2 separate regions of the Homo sapiens genome follow, and region 2 is linked to region 1. The links are chromatin loops, found by intact Hi-C in ENCODE. Cell type or tissue: PC-3. All regions are shown on one strand. Links, peaks and the distances in the headings refer to the core of each region. The heading gives the core; the rest is flanking DNA.

What was found. A loop is a pair of places that touch in the nucleus more often than their neighbours do. Peaks named below come from ENCODE experiments on the same cell type or tissue, not always from the same donor. Only the 100,000 strongest peaks of a DNase experiment are listed, where the experiment ranks them.
Region 2: it touches region 1 in a loop (3-fold over the local background); 1 of 110 quality-filtered maps calls a loop at or near these places.

Annotation. Positions count from the first base shown.
Region 1 is chr18:74,801,899-74,810,310 of GRCh38, forward strand. The region is part of intron 4 of ZNF407 (zinc finger protein 407); the gene reads left to right. Among named protein-coding and RNA genes, the nearest start is that of ZNF407, 210 kb to the left of the region's middle. RefSeq lists enhancers at 4,047-5,246, 5,231-5,280. In PC-3, for the core only: no CTCF peak of the experiment used is centred there; a DNase peak (open chromatin) is centred at 5,013; H3K4me3 peaks cover 905 bases; H3K27ac peaks cover 2,176 bases.
Region 2 is chr18:74,941,393-74,949,804 of GRCh38, forward strand. The region is part of intron 8 of ZNF407 (zinc finger protein 407); the gene reads left to right. Among named protein-coding and RNA genes, the nearest start is that of PTGR3, 260 kb to the right of the region's middle. In PC-3, for the core only: no CTCF peak of the experiment used is centred there; a DNase peak (open chromatin) is centred at 3,459; H3K4me3 peaks cover 523 bases; H3K27ac peaks cover 3,214 bases.

The DNA.
Region 1 (8,412 bases), core at 2,169-7,168:
ATGTTCTGTTAGCACATGACCTTGCTAGAAGAAAGTGCTCTTCCTTAAAAAATAACCATTTTCTTTTCCTTTTCATTTTTGTCAGAATTCTTAAAAAAAAAAATTTTCCTTTGCTTAAACAAAATAGAACCAACATACGTGAATATGAAGGATAAAATAAATAGAATCTCAAATCTTTTCACTGAAAGTCACTGTTAGCTTTCTGTAATGTCCCTCAATGAACATCTCTCAATTCTCATGTATATATAAATGTACATATAGTTATACTACGTACAAATATATTTACAGAATGTTTTTCAACTTGCATTTAGTCTATATGTTATGGGCATTATTCCATGTCAATTTGTAAATGTGAGTTTACATAATTTTAGTGGCCTTTTAACCTATTGTTTATGTGAATCATGATGTTACTAGTTAATAGGCATAGTACATTTTTACTCTGTTAACAATGTTACATATACATTTTTTCAAGTTATTATTTTCCTAGTGTAAATTCTACACTTTGAACTGTTGTGGAAAAGGCATTTTTATTTTGTTGCAGATGAATAGTCTTCCACTGAATGCTCACAACCGACAATGTGTGGTAGTTGTTTTGTTGTATGTATTGGAAGGAGAGGGAAAATATTATATTAAAATCCAAATTTTATGTAGCAGAATAATTGTAAGATTTCAGAGAAATTTCTAATTTGCTTTGCTTCAGGTCAGTTCGAAAATTTTTCTCTTACTCTTCCTTTTTGTTAACAATTGTTTGACGGAAAATTTTGTGAAATATTCTAAGTGTTTGACAAATAGTGGATATCCAGTGGAAGAAAACAGTAACACTAAATATATTTAAATTGCATATTTTTATGTCGCTTAGTTTTAATGCATATGCATGTTTTATAGAGCTTTTGATGTTCCAGGGAAACTGTAATAATTAAGTTTGCAATACATTGTCAAGTTAAGATTAATGATAAATATGGTAGTCTGTTCTGACATTAAGCCAGCAATCAACCAACCAATAGTAGGAATGTGTTTTTTTGTTGTTGTTTTTTTCTTTTTTTTTAACTTTGCCAGTGTGTAGGAATTTCAGGGTATCTCAGGCCATATAGAATTCAAAAGTTATAAATTTGGAGTGGTTATAATGTTACCTTTCTTTTTTTAAATAATTATATTGAGACTCATTCTGACTGTTCCAGGGTGGTAGCTAATGAGAGCTAAGTCCAGCGTTACCACCCCCTTAGCCAGTTTTGTTACCTGTCAGAGTCAAAAGAAAGCCCTGTAACAGCCTTGTATTTCAGTGCTTCACTCAATCCTGAGCTAACTGGAGTGAGGGGAAGACCTGTTTGCTCCCGTGCTCTTGGGGAGATGGATTTGGGGCTGACATCAGCACTGTGGTGGTTGTGGGTTTGTTCTTCCTGGCACTTCGTCCCTAATGGGGATACCCCGTTGGTCCAGCCCTCTGGTTCATTGCAGTGCTAGTGCTGGTGCTGGTCCTGTCATCGATAGGGAGACCCTGGAAACTTCCTGTTTTCTGAGAAGAAGGACCTGGTTATCAATGGGCATCTAGAATGTGTCTGTGGGATTTTTCTCTATAAAGTACTGAAAGTGACAAAATTCATTTTGCATTGTTGAGAATGCATAGTGTTTATTTTTAGGAGAGGAATATTTTCTTCCTATATTTTAGCAATTTTAAGTTGATTTTCTGCAATGCATTATGTTATTTCTCTGATATCTTACTAAATTTTATTAAAGAATTCGAAAAGGCAGATTTTAAAGAATGGGTCAGTCTTACCAGAAAACATACAAGCTTATTCTGATTGCGCATGAAAGAGAAAGTTTAGTATTTCTAGTTTGGTCACATTTATATGTTTTACAAACCAGGGAAGCTGTGTTGTGTTACCTTGGGTCTGTGTGTCAGCTGTGAATGACAGAGATAATGTGGTTTTTATCAATATTAATACTTTCTGGAGCATGGTTTCAAAAAGGTCAGGAATGACGGAGCGAAAAATGTTCACGAGAATGCTTTACAACGTGCCTTGAAAACATGAAGCAATTTAACAAACTTGATTGTCCTTGGCTTCAGAGTAAAGGTTGCATATCGAAAGATCGGGACGTTGCCAGGAATACAGAACAACAGGAACGCGTCGAGTGCCTCTGAAGCCCAAAGTCTTTGTGAGCACTTTTCATAACTGATGGGACCTGCAGTGGGAGGATTGGCTGAGGACTTATTTTGGTTGAAGTTAGACATATTTCATTGTCTTTTTTTTTTTCCTTTTATCTGTGTACTTCTTTGCATACTTGAATTCATTTGTGTGATGTAAATCATCACACAAATGTAGGCTAGTCTAGTGATTTTCTGGAAGGAACTGTTATTTTAAAAATTGAGTACTCAGTTTTATAAAATTGTCATCATCAATGAGTTAAAAAAAAAAAAACCCTTAATGATTCAGGGTTTATTTAAAGCTGACTGTCCAATCAAAGTTTTTGTAAGCATGCCATGTGACAAATGCCTGGCATATTCAGTAAGGAACATATTAATTATTCTAATTAACACATGACTTCAGAGAAGTCTTTCGTTAATCAGCACATGGATCTTGGTTATTTGTACCCTTTTGGGAAAATTTCACACTCAGATGCAAAAATACCAGGCTAAATACATTGCTTTGTTTGTATGTGGAGAGGATATTCATCACAATGGTACTATACATCTAAGAAAACAGAAAGTAATTAAAATGCTGATTACTATAGCCAGTCTCTAAAACGTCTGATTATTTGTATTTCATATGTGCTCACATTTCTGAGAAGTTAGCTTTTGTACCACAACCTACCATGATTATCTGATATTCTCCGGAAGGTTAGCCGAGTTGTTTCCTATATTACTTAGGAAAAAATTTCTTTTCACAATTGAAAATGTCAGCATCAATTTAAAGTAACACTAAGCATGTGCTTGCTTTCTGAATATTATCCTCCTCCACCTCCTTCCAACCACCCTGCCGAGGATCTGGCTGTGACAGTTTGATTAGATCATCAATCCTCACTGTTAACAGCACTTTTCCTGAACACCTGGGCTGCCAGGTCACATCTGAATTCAGCTACCGTTGTTTCAGTGACCCGACGTGCATTCACCATAGCAATTGACATTATGTGCACAAATTAAAAGTTACCTTATAACAACAGTTTACTTTAAAAAATGACCTCTTTTTTCCCCCCATGTTGAAGTTCTGCTGTGTTATAGGAGGTGCATTTTTGTATGATGAAAGACTATTTTAGAACATAGTCACACACCTTGATGAAGGTGTTTCCTTTTTCTTTTTACTTGGGCTTTCATTTCAGAACTTCTATAATGAAAATAATCGTCTTTCATCTTACTCTTCTGCTATTTAAAAATCTTTGATTGCATTTTTAAGATTTGATTACATTTTGGATTTAAGCCTAAGTAAATAATTGAATTTCTCATATATTGCGGAAAATCTTTCTGCTTTCTGCTCCTAAATTCTCCAGTTGAACTGTCACAATAGTCTGATTTACACTTTTCTATTTATAGTTGTAGTGATAAAGATAAATACCTACTTACATTTTCAATGCAAATTGTCTAGTAGCAGACTGCAACATAAGCATACTGTTAAATCTAGCATTATCTGATTTTTTGATTCCATAATTATCTTTTGTTTTCCCCACAACTTTTTATTTTTATAATGGGAAGAGTAAAAATATAAGAATGTTATCAATACATTTATGATACTTTGGAGTAGAGACCTGACTTCTGTTAAACTGAACCAAAGTTTTCCTGTTGCTGTTTGATCATTGTTAGGTGGGAATGAACACCATCTGTTAAAGGGTCTCCACCTGGTATAGGTAGAGACAAGAGTCAGTATAAATTATATCTGCAATTTTAACTGGAACTGATTATAATGTTTTGAAGTCATTCATTGTTCATTGTTTTAAGACAGATTTGAGCATTGTGCAAGCAAATGAAGATGTTACGTTGTGTGAGAAAATTGAGATACTCCTACTTGACTTCTCGACTCGTCCTCTTTCATTCTTTGTTTAATGGAAGAGCTTATGGATGTATATTCTACAGACTTTACTATTTCCAATACATTTTTTTCCTAGTGATGTAACTCTTTTTGTTAAAAATTTTCTTGAGTTTTTAAATGATTTATCCTTATACACTAGAACTTGGGAAAATATCTTAAAATAATACTAAACGAGTAAGATTATACTTTGTAGAACTCCAAGCCATCACGTGTGCACTTAGGTTTCCTGCCAAATCTGGAGCAGTGGCTGGATGGCGCAGGGCCTGCTGTGACTGCAGGCCCACACCTTGGCTAGGCCGCGCCCCTTACTTAGGATTACTTAGGTTTTCCTTAGTATGGCTAATGTTGATTGTCTTTATCTTATCTCAGAAAGTCTGTGGCAGTTGTAAACTCTCAAGCTTTTGACAGTGGCACAGTGTGATATGTTGGGAAGTTGATTCACCTGTCAACCTGGTTGTAATTCACCAATCTCTGCTTTAGCCTATGCCAATGGGGGGTTGTAGGAGGAAGGCGAGAGCCAGGGGTGGAGGACCTGAGTTCCAGTTGGTCCCTAAGTAGCTTTATTTCCATGGACATAGCTTTTTGACTCTCAGAGCCTTAGTTTCATTTTCTGGAAAGCAGATATGATAAGATGTGGACTGTTGTGAGGATCAAACAAGATGATAAATGAAAATACTGTAAGGGAAATAAAATGACAACATGTCATAGTGGATAAAGCTCTAGCAGAGGATGATTAAGATCCAGTACCTGAGTTTAAATCCTGTCACCTCCATTTTATTAACTGATGCAATTTGTCCGAGTTACTTAACCTCTGAAACTCCGTTTATTCAACTAAAAATATAAGGAATAATACTCCCTTTAGAAAATTCTCATAAGGAGTAAATAGAGTGAGACTGAGTAAGTGTCCCAGCAGAGTGCTTGACATGTAGAAGCTATTCTAGGACTATGAGTCACCTTTACCTCACACCTATGATTAATTTAGCAAAAATTTTCTCAGGCATGGCATGGTTTTAGGTTCTAAGAATGGAGTGGTGAGCAAAATAAACACTTCTTACCCATAGAGCTTACATTGTTATGGCAGAACTGGAAAGTAAGTGAAGAAGCACATAAATAATTTCAGAAAGCAGTAGATGCCATGGAGATAATAACGGGAAGCAACAGGTGATTGTAGATAGATTGTTTACAGTAGGCACCTCTGAAGCCTTTTTAAGGCTTTTCGGGCAAATTAGCCTGCATTATTTGCAAGAAGTAATGCAAAGAGAGTCCCTGTATTCTGAGGCTGAGTAGGAACGTGAATGATGAGAAAGGCAGCATTAAAGAGTATTCTAGGTGGAGGGAACAGAAAGTACAGTGAAACTGAATTAGGAACTGAAAGTGTTGGGCTGCATGTGCTGAAGGAGGGTCCTGTGGCTGTAACACACATACAGGCCAGCTTGTAAAGAGACATGAGCAGGGTCCCGAGAGTCATGGAGGTAGTCTTCGTTGTGCATGGATATTCATGGGAAGGTTTTCACAGGGCAAGCAAGACTTTGAACAGTCACACTAGTTATGCTATAGTATGGTGCTCAAGTTCCCCTATGATAGTATTTCAAACTTCTGTATCCCCTGCCCCAGTTGTTGGCAACTGAGTATTTTCATCCTAAGTACAGAAGTTGGACAGGATATAATTTCAAGTGTAGAATAAAAATTGACATAGTAAAGTAATATTTGTACCACTTTAAAATGTATCCAATAGAATGTTAACACCATGATGATTTGATTCCCACCGTCCATTCATTTAAAAGTACATGAATAAGTTCTTTAACTGTCAGAAAATTTGTTTTTCTTCTTGAACTCACATCCCTTATTTCCCCCACAGATTTTATTGTATTTGTATGTGGACATATTTTAATGATCATCTTATCATTTCTGGGTATCAGTACATACTCACGGACACATACATTGATGTAAGGTTTTTTTAATTGTTTTATTTTTAAAAAATAAAAGATGAGGTCTTACTATGTTTAGCCTAGGCTGGTCTTGATCTCCTGGGCTCAAGCGATCCCCCACCTCAGCTTCTCAAAGAGCTGGGATTACAGGAGTATGCCACAGCACCTCACATTTTTTTTTTTTTGAGACAGAGTTTCACTCTTGTTGCTCAGGCTGGAGTTCGATGGCGCGATCTCGGCACACCGCAACTTCCGCCTCCGAGGTTCAGATGATTCTCCTACCTCAGTCTCCCGAGTAGCTGGGATTACATACATGTGCCACCACGCTTGGCTAATTTTGTATTTTTAGTAGAGACAGGGGTTTCTCCATGTTGATCAGGCTGGTCTCGAACTCCTGACCTCAGGTGATCCACCGGCCTTGGCCTCCCAAAGTGCTGGGATTATAGGTGTGAGCCACCACGCCCGGCCAGCACTTAGCATTTTTTATATTTTAGTATCTTTGCTCATAAAGCTCTAAGTGTTAAAAATGTGTAGAAAGGATTATTGTAATTACTATTAAAACGATTGAAACAACAAAGTCTATAAAGAGTTTGATAATTATTAAGCATAAAATGTATAATGGTATTGGAATTGAATGACTTACTGAGACTTTAAAATTTTTAAATTTCAATTTTTGTGTCTATGGATGAAATTTATTGCTAGAATAAGGGAAAGTCTAATGGAAAATAATGGTAAATGTAAATGTTACTGAGATACTATAATTGTGGGGCTTACAAATAGAGTTCTAATGATTATTAGCTATATTGCTTAAACAGTACATATGCTCACCTATTGTATATGTTGTTATGATAGGATCAATTACATTTTTTTTAAAGTTAATCTAATTCTAATGAGTACATGGTAAGAATGAATAAATAGAGAAGTGCTTGTGCTTGTTGAGTGTCATCACTTTGATAGACATGGGCATTTAGTCAAAGGATAGTACCCAATAAAAAAGCTAATGGTAATGTTCCTCTTTGAAGAAAATAAAAATATTAAATTATATCAGAGACATGTTTCTTTTACTGATGTAATATTGGTCTGTGGGGAATAAATGTAGAATTTTTCACCTCCTCCTCCTCCAAATCATAAACAATGTGGAGCTAACACAGACCGAACCGTGGGTAAATAAGAGTGCTCTTTTTCTTACCTCGCATAGTAAAACTGCAGATAGGGTATGATTTATAACAAGTTATTTCCCAGGATTCTTTTACGAAAAAAAACAGCAAAACGTCAGGTAATCCCACTCTTAGATCCGGCATGCATCTTCGCCATGCAATTTTATGCAAAAGTGAAATGAAATTCTGCTCTCTTTAATATTTCTTTCCTCCTCTTCTTTTACACTGCTCTCATTTAGAAGTGATATCTTTGGTTGATAATTGTTCGGGATTCACAAGGCAAAAAATTGTTAAGCAAAAGTTATTGTCACTCTCAGCATCCCATTTGCAGTATACCTGAATTTAGAACATCTGAATTTGGGCCAAGTGCCCTATGCCTAATGTCATGCTTTCTCTTTATAGAAATATGTACAAACTAGGAAAGTGCATAGTGAAATCTCTAGGTTTCAGTTTATGGCTCCTTGATTTTAAGAAGGTTTTTCTTATAATGATGGTTTCTTTGGTGTCCCAGTGGTTTTTTCCACTTTGGAGCAAGGTAGATGATGGGCAAGAAGAATGCCTTTCTTCTGTTAAGTGAGGAAAAGGCAGTTGTGAGTTAAATAGGTGGTTAAGAAGAACTGGCGTATGGTTATACTTCAAGAGCTTTCTTAGGCTTATCGATAATACAAAAGATTATTAATGGAGTCTAGATCAGGAATTGGTAATTTTAAACAGTTCTTGCTTATGTACCCTTTGCACATACATACAAAGTCTCCATGTACCATTAGAGTGTATGGAGGTCTAAGCTGGAAGGTCGTAGCATGGAGAAGGAGTGAAAGGAATTAGTTCAAGTGAGAGATGACTGTAGTTAGCACCACAGTAATGGGAGTGGTCAGATTGGTGATAAATGTTGAAGGCAGAGCTGATGGCACTTGCTGAAGGATGGATTGTATGTGAGATGTAAATGAAAGAGGAATTATGTGGATGTGATGGTGCCTTTAACTGAGATGCAAAAGACTGTGAGAGGAACTCATTTTGAGCAGTCTTTGCTAATCAATAGATAGGTTTGAAGTAGTTTCAGACATTCAAGTGGCGATGCTGAACTGGAAGTTGTATGTGTAATTGTAGAAGTGAAGGTAGAGGCCAGGTGTGAAGGTAGAGCCCTCCACTGGGATCAGAAGCACTGAAACTAGTGGGAAAGGGAGAGAGAGATGAGGACCAACCTTTTGGAGCTCATTTAGTGGTCAAGAAGATGAAGTGGATGCTGCGGTGGACTGGAGAAGGCAAGTTGTTAAGGAAGGCAGTTTGTGTGGATATTTTAAATCTGAG
Region 2 (8,412 bases), core at 1,370-6,369, 140 kb after region 1:
GGTGGGCACATTTGCTCCACAGGAACCTGCTTTCATGTAGCTCCAGCTTGTAGTAGGTTTTCTCACCGATGGTTCATTAATTGAGGGATCATGATATTCCAGGCATAGAGCAAAAAGCAAAAACACATACACAACACATAATGTACTATAATGGGTTGCTAAGCAAATATTTGAATATAGCATTTCAAGTATAAATAGGGTTGTAATAAATCAGAGTTGCTGAGAATGGTATTACATGGGTTAAGCATGTATGTTATTCCTTTCTCAAGTAGCAAATGGAGTTGCTGGGTCCCCCTTCGTTTCTTTCCTGTGCCTATTGGTGCCAATATAGAGCTACAGAAAAATGCTTTCGTAGGCTAGGATACTTAGCTTTGAGGCTGAAGTCTCCAAAATAAAGGAAAAACTTTCGCAACAACGGTGATGATGTTATTCGTTGAGGATTGTTTTATTCCTTCATATAAGAGTTGACAAAGGTATTCCAGGGCTCGAGTTATTTCCCACCTCATATGCAGATTCTCCATATTCTCAGAGACTTCTGCAGGATGGCAGGATTGTGTTAGAATAAAATCGGTTAGACTAAAAATAGATGATCTTCATTTCCAGATTTGGATGCTCCATGTGTTGGGTTGAAGATCGCTGTGGTGTGGATCTGATGGCTGGATTAACTGCCATGCCCTCATTAAATTAGATCATGTGTGAAAGTTCTTTGCAAACCATTTAGTGCCATGCATTTCTAAGGTATTATTAATATAAACTAGAGGAAAGGAGCTTGTGATTCTTATGTCCACCAGAAACTTTTTTGCACGAATCTCCCCTGCAGCAGGGAAAGTGGCTTTTGAAGCTGTGAAGTGCGCTGCAGTCTCACAGGTGCTCGTTATCAGAGAAAAGTGAAGATCATCAGCCTTGGCTATAGGAGGTCTTCTTTATCTTGGATGATCTGGCAAGATTTTATATTTCTTCTGTTTGTTTTCTATCTGAGCTAAAGATTGATGCCAAACATGGAGGAAAGGCTGGGAAAGTACCTACCCCAGCATAGCTTGGGATCAGAGAGCTAAACAGGAAACCCAGTCTTGATGCGAATCAAGCATGACTGGAGAACAGAAACCCAAGACTTTCCCTACTTTGACCGGTTTGTAAGAAATCTTTTTAATCTTTCTGACCTGAAGTTTAACATTTTAAAGATGTTAGTCATTTCAGAAACGTGCTTTTTATAAGGCAGTTGGTGCCTGGGCCTCCAGTATGTTTTTATAGGGACCTGCTGGTCCACGGGGCGGCTGGAGCCCTGAGTCTGTCTGCCTTGGTGCCCATCTGGGGCGCTTCCTCTCCATGCTTGTCTGGCAGTCATGCTTTCACCCACAAAGCCTCAGTGGGGACCAGATACTCAGTAACGTACTTGGCTGATATGCATGTGTTTCTCATCTCCAGCATCTTATGAGAATCCACTTCTTTTCGAGGAATGAAAAAGTGTTAGATCATATTGCAATATCCGTATTATTTTGTTTTATTTATTTATTTTTTATTTTATCTTTTTTTTTTTGTTTGAGATGGGAGTCTCACTCTGTCGCCCAGGCTGCAGTGCAGTGGGACAATATTGGCTCACTGCAACCTCTGCCTCCTGGGTTCAAGCATTCTCCTGCTTCAGCCTTCCAGGTAACTGGGGCTACAGGCACATGCCACCATGCCTAGCTGATTTTTTTGTACTTTTAGTAGAGACGGGGTCTCACCACATTAGCCAGGATGGTCTCGATCTCCTGACCTTGCTATCCACCTGCCTTGGCCTCCCAAAGTGCTGAGATTACAGGTGTGAGCCACCATGCCCAGCCAAAAAATCCATTTTTTAAATTTACAGCCCAGAGAGATATAACTAATACATTTTTATTTTCCTGAGAATTCTGATTCTTCTTAGGCTGATATTACGTTAATAGTGATTTTAGCACATTGCAGTTCTCTTTCTTACAGCTGTTACTTTATGTGTGAAGCATTTATTTTCCATCTGAAGGATGAGTTATTTGTCTGAATTGCTGCCCTATTGAAATTTCACAGTATTTTTGAAGGGAACTGGACCATGAAAACACAGTTTGTTTGTCACCCATAAGGCGTAGAAATGCATATACTGAAAAGAGAATGCAAATAGCGATAGACTTTGCTATTTAAATTACCAGACTTAAGATATTAAGAGTTTAGTTTTGAATTTACATTATTAGTTGATCAATACGTTAGACTGTTTGGTGAAATTTTGTCACAGCTGCAAAGCTAAAAACTAATGTTGGAAGAACGAAGTCATGGACTATTTCCCGTGAAGTAACTAGAATGAAGCCCTTAGTGTGTCGGTTGTCGTAGTTCCAAACCTACAGTCTGTTCTCTTGCTGTGTACAGTATGTACCTCATGGACCGCGAGCCCAATAATTGGGACCCTGAGGATAGCGTGGGATTAGTGTTGAAGAGTCACTATTACAGTGACTATATGGAAAGTTTCCCAGCATAAAGTGACACTCTCGTTCTACTGAACAGTTTTCCCCTTCGAATTTCTACAAATTATGCTAGATATTACCTGTATCTCATCCAAAAGAATGTGGATTGCTACCAGAAATAAACTAGGGTGTTAGGAAGTAATATTTCCCCCCTTCTTAGTTAGCATGTCACCTGAAGTTCAAAAGTGGATTATATATAATCCATCTAATTATACGAGGCGCCTGTAGAAATGTGTTTAGTGTTTAGTTCTTTTGATTAAAGTGCTGCTTGATATTTACATCCCACCAAAGGCACCTACTCAAAATGTAAGTAAGCTTACTAGCTTTTATGTTCTTACAGGAAATAAAATCTGTTACTAATTTTTTTAATTTAAAAAGTCTGTTAATTTACACCGATTTATAATTTGTCTTGGATTCCTTAGCTGAGAAGTATAGTTCATCACTGACTGTTCTATTACCTGACAGCAATTGATAAAGTATCCATGCACAAAGTGTCAGAAAAGGTTAATATTTATTGATTTTTATGGTGCTACAACCAGTGTAGTTTTGCCATCAAAGATGTATGGCCACCAGCAATGGAATCTGTAGAATTGCAGGATGCACACTAGATTTTATTCTAACCTATGCCAGTATTCTAGATTTTTTTAAATGACAGATGTTTAACTAAATACAAAAAGCCCTAAATGTGCAGTGACTCTGAACCTGTGACTTGAATTCAGTATTTTAATATGAAACATAAGAACAGCACTTAAAATCTAAAAATTCATCCTTGCTTTGCAGACAGCAATCACATTTAGCTTTTTCTTCCACTTAACTCTATGCTGTTGATCCGAATAGATGCCCAAGCAAGTGATAGCTGAGATTATGAACAATAAAGAGCTTGCATCTTTATAAACAAACTATATAATTAGCAGAGAAGGGGGGAAGCCTCTGTTTACTTTTAAAGGAGTTCCAAAGAAGCAGTTTGAGTGCCACGTCACTATTCAAGTATCTGCAAACAAAAAACCTCAGGGCCCAGAATCATGCATTCATTCTCTGGTTGCAGACTGGGGATAGAAGTGAGGAGTGTGCATTTTTTTGTTGTTGTTGATTTCCACCTGTATTTCCCTGACAGAAATGTACTCCTTGGTTTACCCATAACAGCCAGCGACGACTCGTATGCATTTGCTTGCCTGAATATACCCACAGTTTGTATTAGTTGCCTATTTCCAGTAGTTAACAGGTGAGATAAGACAGTTTATGAATTACTTTTTTAACCCGGGTAGAAGTGTATCAAAACCTGTTGCCTTATCTTTAAGACCCTGGACTTGTAAGTGTGAATCAAAACTAAAACTCTCCACCTGCATTTGAGATTTTTAAAAGCGGGAGTTGGACTTTATTTCTGCAAAAGATCTAATGAAAAGTCTTATGCTAAAAAAAAATCTATTTGGACCAGCAGACTGGATTGCCGTGTGTCCTATAAATATATTTTAGGTTGCTTTTTGTCGGTATCACATTTTTCTGTTGATGTTTCTTCCAGCAATCTGTGCTGGTTTTTGTTTTTCCCTCCCTTGCAGACAGCTCGCCCATTTTATTGTGCTTATTTAGAGAAAAGACAGAGTTTGGCTTCTCAAAAAGGAGCATACATTGCCTGGAAAATTACTCTCAGAGCTGATTTTGTTTTAATATGTCGCAGTTAGAATTCTAAAATAGAAAAAATAAAAATTCCTGAACCATGTTTTAAAAGCCCTTGACAGTATGAAATATTTTCTGTAAAGATTTCATTTTCTCCTGATTTTATTTTACTTACAATATTTTTAAAGTTTTCTTCAGAAATATCAGTGTCGAATGAACCTAATTCTTTATACACATCTGCTTTCTTTATCTTTAACAGGTTTGTCCTTATTTTTTTCTTTTCTTTCCTCTTACCCAGGCAAGGTGTCATACAATAACATAGTAATTAGAAGTCTTTCTTAAGGAACGTTTCAAATGCCCTCTAGCACTATTGTTTTTCATTTCAGTACAACCTGGTTTTTGCAGTGTCATAACCTCAAAGCTGTCTCCCCGACATCTTCACTGATCACCCTTAAAACTGTGGGTGAAAACTAAGTGACAGGCCTCCGTAACGCTGCATTTCAATACTGCTGCCACAGCCATTCATTGCTGCCCATAGCACCGTCACCCCCAAAGTAGTCATTACCTCAGTTATGACTGATGTCTCAAGGTGGTTTGATGAGATTATGAATTAATTTATCATATGTGTAAGCTGTACTATCTAGAGGTACATAACAGAAAAGCAATGAATTACATATGCAAGAAAAACCTTTTATATAACAAACCAAAGTGGAAAAAGAACCATTTTAAACCATTTACTCCAATTTAGAGAATCATTTTCAGGTTTGTGACTAACAGTATGATTGAATATGGAATTTTCAAATTCCACAAAGCGAGATTTCCTGTGAGAATCAGGGAGGTTGTGTGATTCTAATAACCATGGCATTTGTTCTCTGCCCCATCCCCAGGAAAAGCTAACCACATTTTTCGCAGCACTCTCTTTGTGCTTTGAGATACTCTGTTTGTGCATGTTTGATTTTGATTTTTAGTAATCAAATTAACCCTTTTAAAATGTACTTTATTTTGTAAATTGTTAAAAAAATGAATCACAGGGGAGAAAATATTTTGACCACACTTTACAGTGATTCATTTGTCTGTTTACTTTGTGCATGTTTTAGTTCAAAATCAACAATTATAGTTGAAAACATTAATATATATTTTAGAACAATTTATATTTGTCTTTCTTTTTTCTTTCTTAGATTGAAACTGAAAACTGACCATGATTTGAATGATTTGATTTGCATTAAAAATTAAATATAAGAAAAAACTAAGCATAAATGTGGCAGATAAAACAGATTTTTTAAAGTAAATATAATGACAACATATCTTGGGAAATAATGATTAAAATAACATGACAGTCATAAGCTTTATCTTTGAACAGCTGATCATGCTGCTTTGAGGATGTGACTGTTTCAGTACATTTTACTGAATTCCTTTTAGAGGAGTTTAATCATATGAACTGATAGACTTTCTGGTTAATACTATTAGAGTTCTCAAATAAGATTTCTTTTTAATGGAAAAAAGCATTTTTCTTTTGGTCATTGAAGTGAGGGTTTCTAGTCTGTGTGGTTTATCTTGTCAATTTGACTAGTAGAAGAAACAGGTCATTGTGGAGAAACCTAACAGATGACCGCCTCCTGTTCCACACCAGACTATGCTGAAACCGTTCAGTTCACCAAGAAATTACCCTATTTTTTCTCCTTTTTATTTGCATAATCTTAGAAAAAGGACAAAAGCAATTTTGTGGGGTTTTCTAACAAGGCTCTTTTATGTAGTTTGCTTCCTCCCCTCCGCCCAGTGAATAGTATTACCTGATTTTAGCTGAAATGATTCCTGGTTTCATTTGACCTGGGAGAAATAAAAATATTATGAAGTAAGAGGGCCCAAGTTCATGATGTTTTCCATGCCACCTTCAGCTGAGCTGCTTCTTACTTGCACCTAAATTGGGAATTTCAAAGTATCATTTTTGGTAGTGCTGAATTTGGCAGGGTACATAAAGAACTTCAGTGGAGTGGGATGTGAAACGGCATCATTTAAATTAAAAAATAAATTTTAGGACGTGAAAGTAACGGAAGCTCAAGTCAGGCTGCAGCAGCAAAATGCAGGTTCTAGTGCACACTGAGCGCCTGCCAGAGAACAAAACATCGGCTGCTCTCTCCCCTCGGAGGGAGGAGGCATCACACTAGCGTCCCAGGTACCAGTGCTGTCATCCTGGCAACGGTGCCAAGATCAGAGTCAGCCTCACTCAACTGATAAAAGCCCTGTACAGACAAACAGGTAGGCAGGACCTGTGCGTGTAGCCCACCATTTTCCTTCAATGAAAGTGAAGCGCTAAGCCTCTGTCTTTCAAAGAACAGTGGGCTTTCTCCCTGCGCCTTTTGTTTCTACTTACTTCCTCTCATTTCTTTTCTCCATTTCTTATGACCTCTCAGCTCCCTCTCCTTTTTATTGTCTTTTACACAAGAACACAGAAAAGTGCTGTAAATTCACACCTTCAAAACCAAGGGTCAAAGAGAAAATGACTTCAGAGGTAAAATAATTAAGCATCAAACACAACAGCAGAACCCAGGATACTTGTCTCCGGGCCTTCATTGGGCAGGAGCCTGTGGAAAGTAGGAGCTGCTGATCACCATTTGAAAGAAGGTATCTTTGTCTCTTATAGAGGCTACTATTCTGTTCTGCTTGCTGCGTCTGTTAGCTTATATTGCTTTAACTACTCAGAAGAGCAAATTCTTTTCATCATCCTTTGTACAGCGATTGTCTTTAATGGGAGCTTTTGCTCAGTAGCGGCTTTTTTCACTTTATGTGCCATGGGAGTATCATATCTTACTGTTATTTATTGTAACCTGCTGCTCGTTAATACAAGTTGTCCACTGACATTCACCTGAGCTTAGTCTTCATTACTGAGACTGCTCCGTCTATTTGTAAAACAACATGTTCCAGATTGCTAGTTTTTAGCTGACTTTTTTCCCTCATTTCTTACACAAAGCTCTGTGTAAAAGACAATAAGTATCCATAGACATCAGCTTTGCAGTTTCGATTCTATGGAAATCATGAGTCTAGTTCTGAATTCTAATGCAGTAAATGTTGAATCCCCGACACTACCAAGTTAATTTATCATTTTTACATGTGATTCTGAAATATTTTTATCTGTATTGAAAATTATATTTCTTAAAAAAATAATTCTCTCTCATCACATCCATATGACATCAATCCTAAGGAAAGATCAAGTTTACCTTTTAGGAGAAAGAGGACAGATATTTAAGAAAATATGCTGGGAGTTTAAAATAAGCTTGTGTAAGAATGCTATGTAAAAATACAGATAACTAATTAGAAATTAGAGAAAACAACAGTTAGAATGTCTGGCCTTAAAATAAGATTTCAAATTAGAGTTAATGTATTCCAAAAATAAAAGTCAGAAATAAAGAAGAAATACTAGAACTTTTAAGGTGTTTTATATAAAGGTTTCATTTCAGTATGCAAATTAGACAGCACACTAGTGTGTAAAAAGAAAGGACAATCTAAAGCTTGGGAAGCAAACTGTGGAAAAATCAAGGAAGTCTACAGCCAGCCATGGTGTCCACTTACAAAAACAAACAGAGAAGAACGCGAAGAAAACTAGAAATGGAATTGTGTGGCTAATAGGGCAAGAAAATTTGAGATAGTACAGAAGAAACTATTTATGATATTTTCAGTAGGTACATTTCTTTCTGACAAACACACATTTGAAATAAATATTTATAATGAATGGTTGGAAATTTGTAAAAAGTAGAGGCATATTAGCAAATGAAAAGCCCTTCGAACTATGAGCTAGTGGGTCTGGAACCCAGGCATTTTGCTCATGGTCAGGATTCAGGGGAATCACTTAACCTCACTGTACTTAAGTTTCCTTGAATACGAAATGAAAGAAACAACTTTATATTAATAGATGAGCTTGCTGGCTCTTCCTGCTGTCATACACGATAATTCTGTAAAATTACAAATAATGCTAGATCACAACCCTAATCTCCTGGTAATCTCTTTCATGGTTTTCATTTGTTCACGTCTTTGAGATTATGAGGAAAGCAAAATCCCTGTTACTGAAATATCAATACTTTCCTCAAAATCCCTGTTAGTAAAATATCAGTACTTTTCTGAAAGGTGGCCCACACTTTTGAGGGAATTAGAGGGAGGGTTTCTGAATTCCCAGGTTAAGAAGACCTGATATAGACAAGTAAAGAACAAAGCCTGAATCCTTAAAGGTTATTTTTTACAGGAGATTGGGGGTGCTTCTGTGGATAAGCAGTGGTATTCCCTGCTGCTGAATAGATGGCATGACTCTGCCGAGGTGCCACAGTCTCCAGACCTC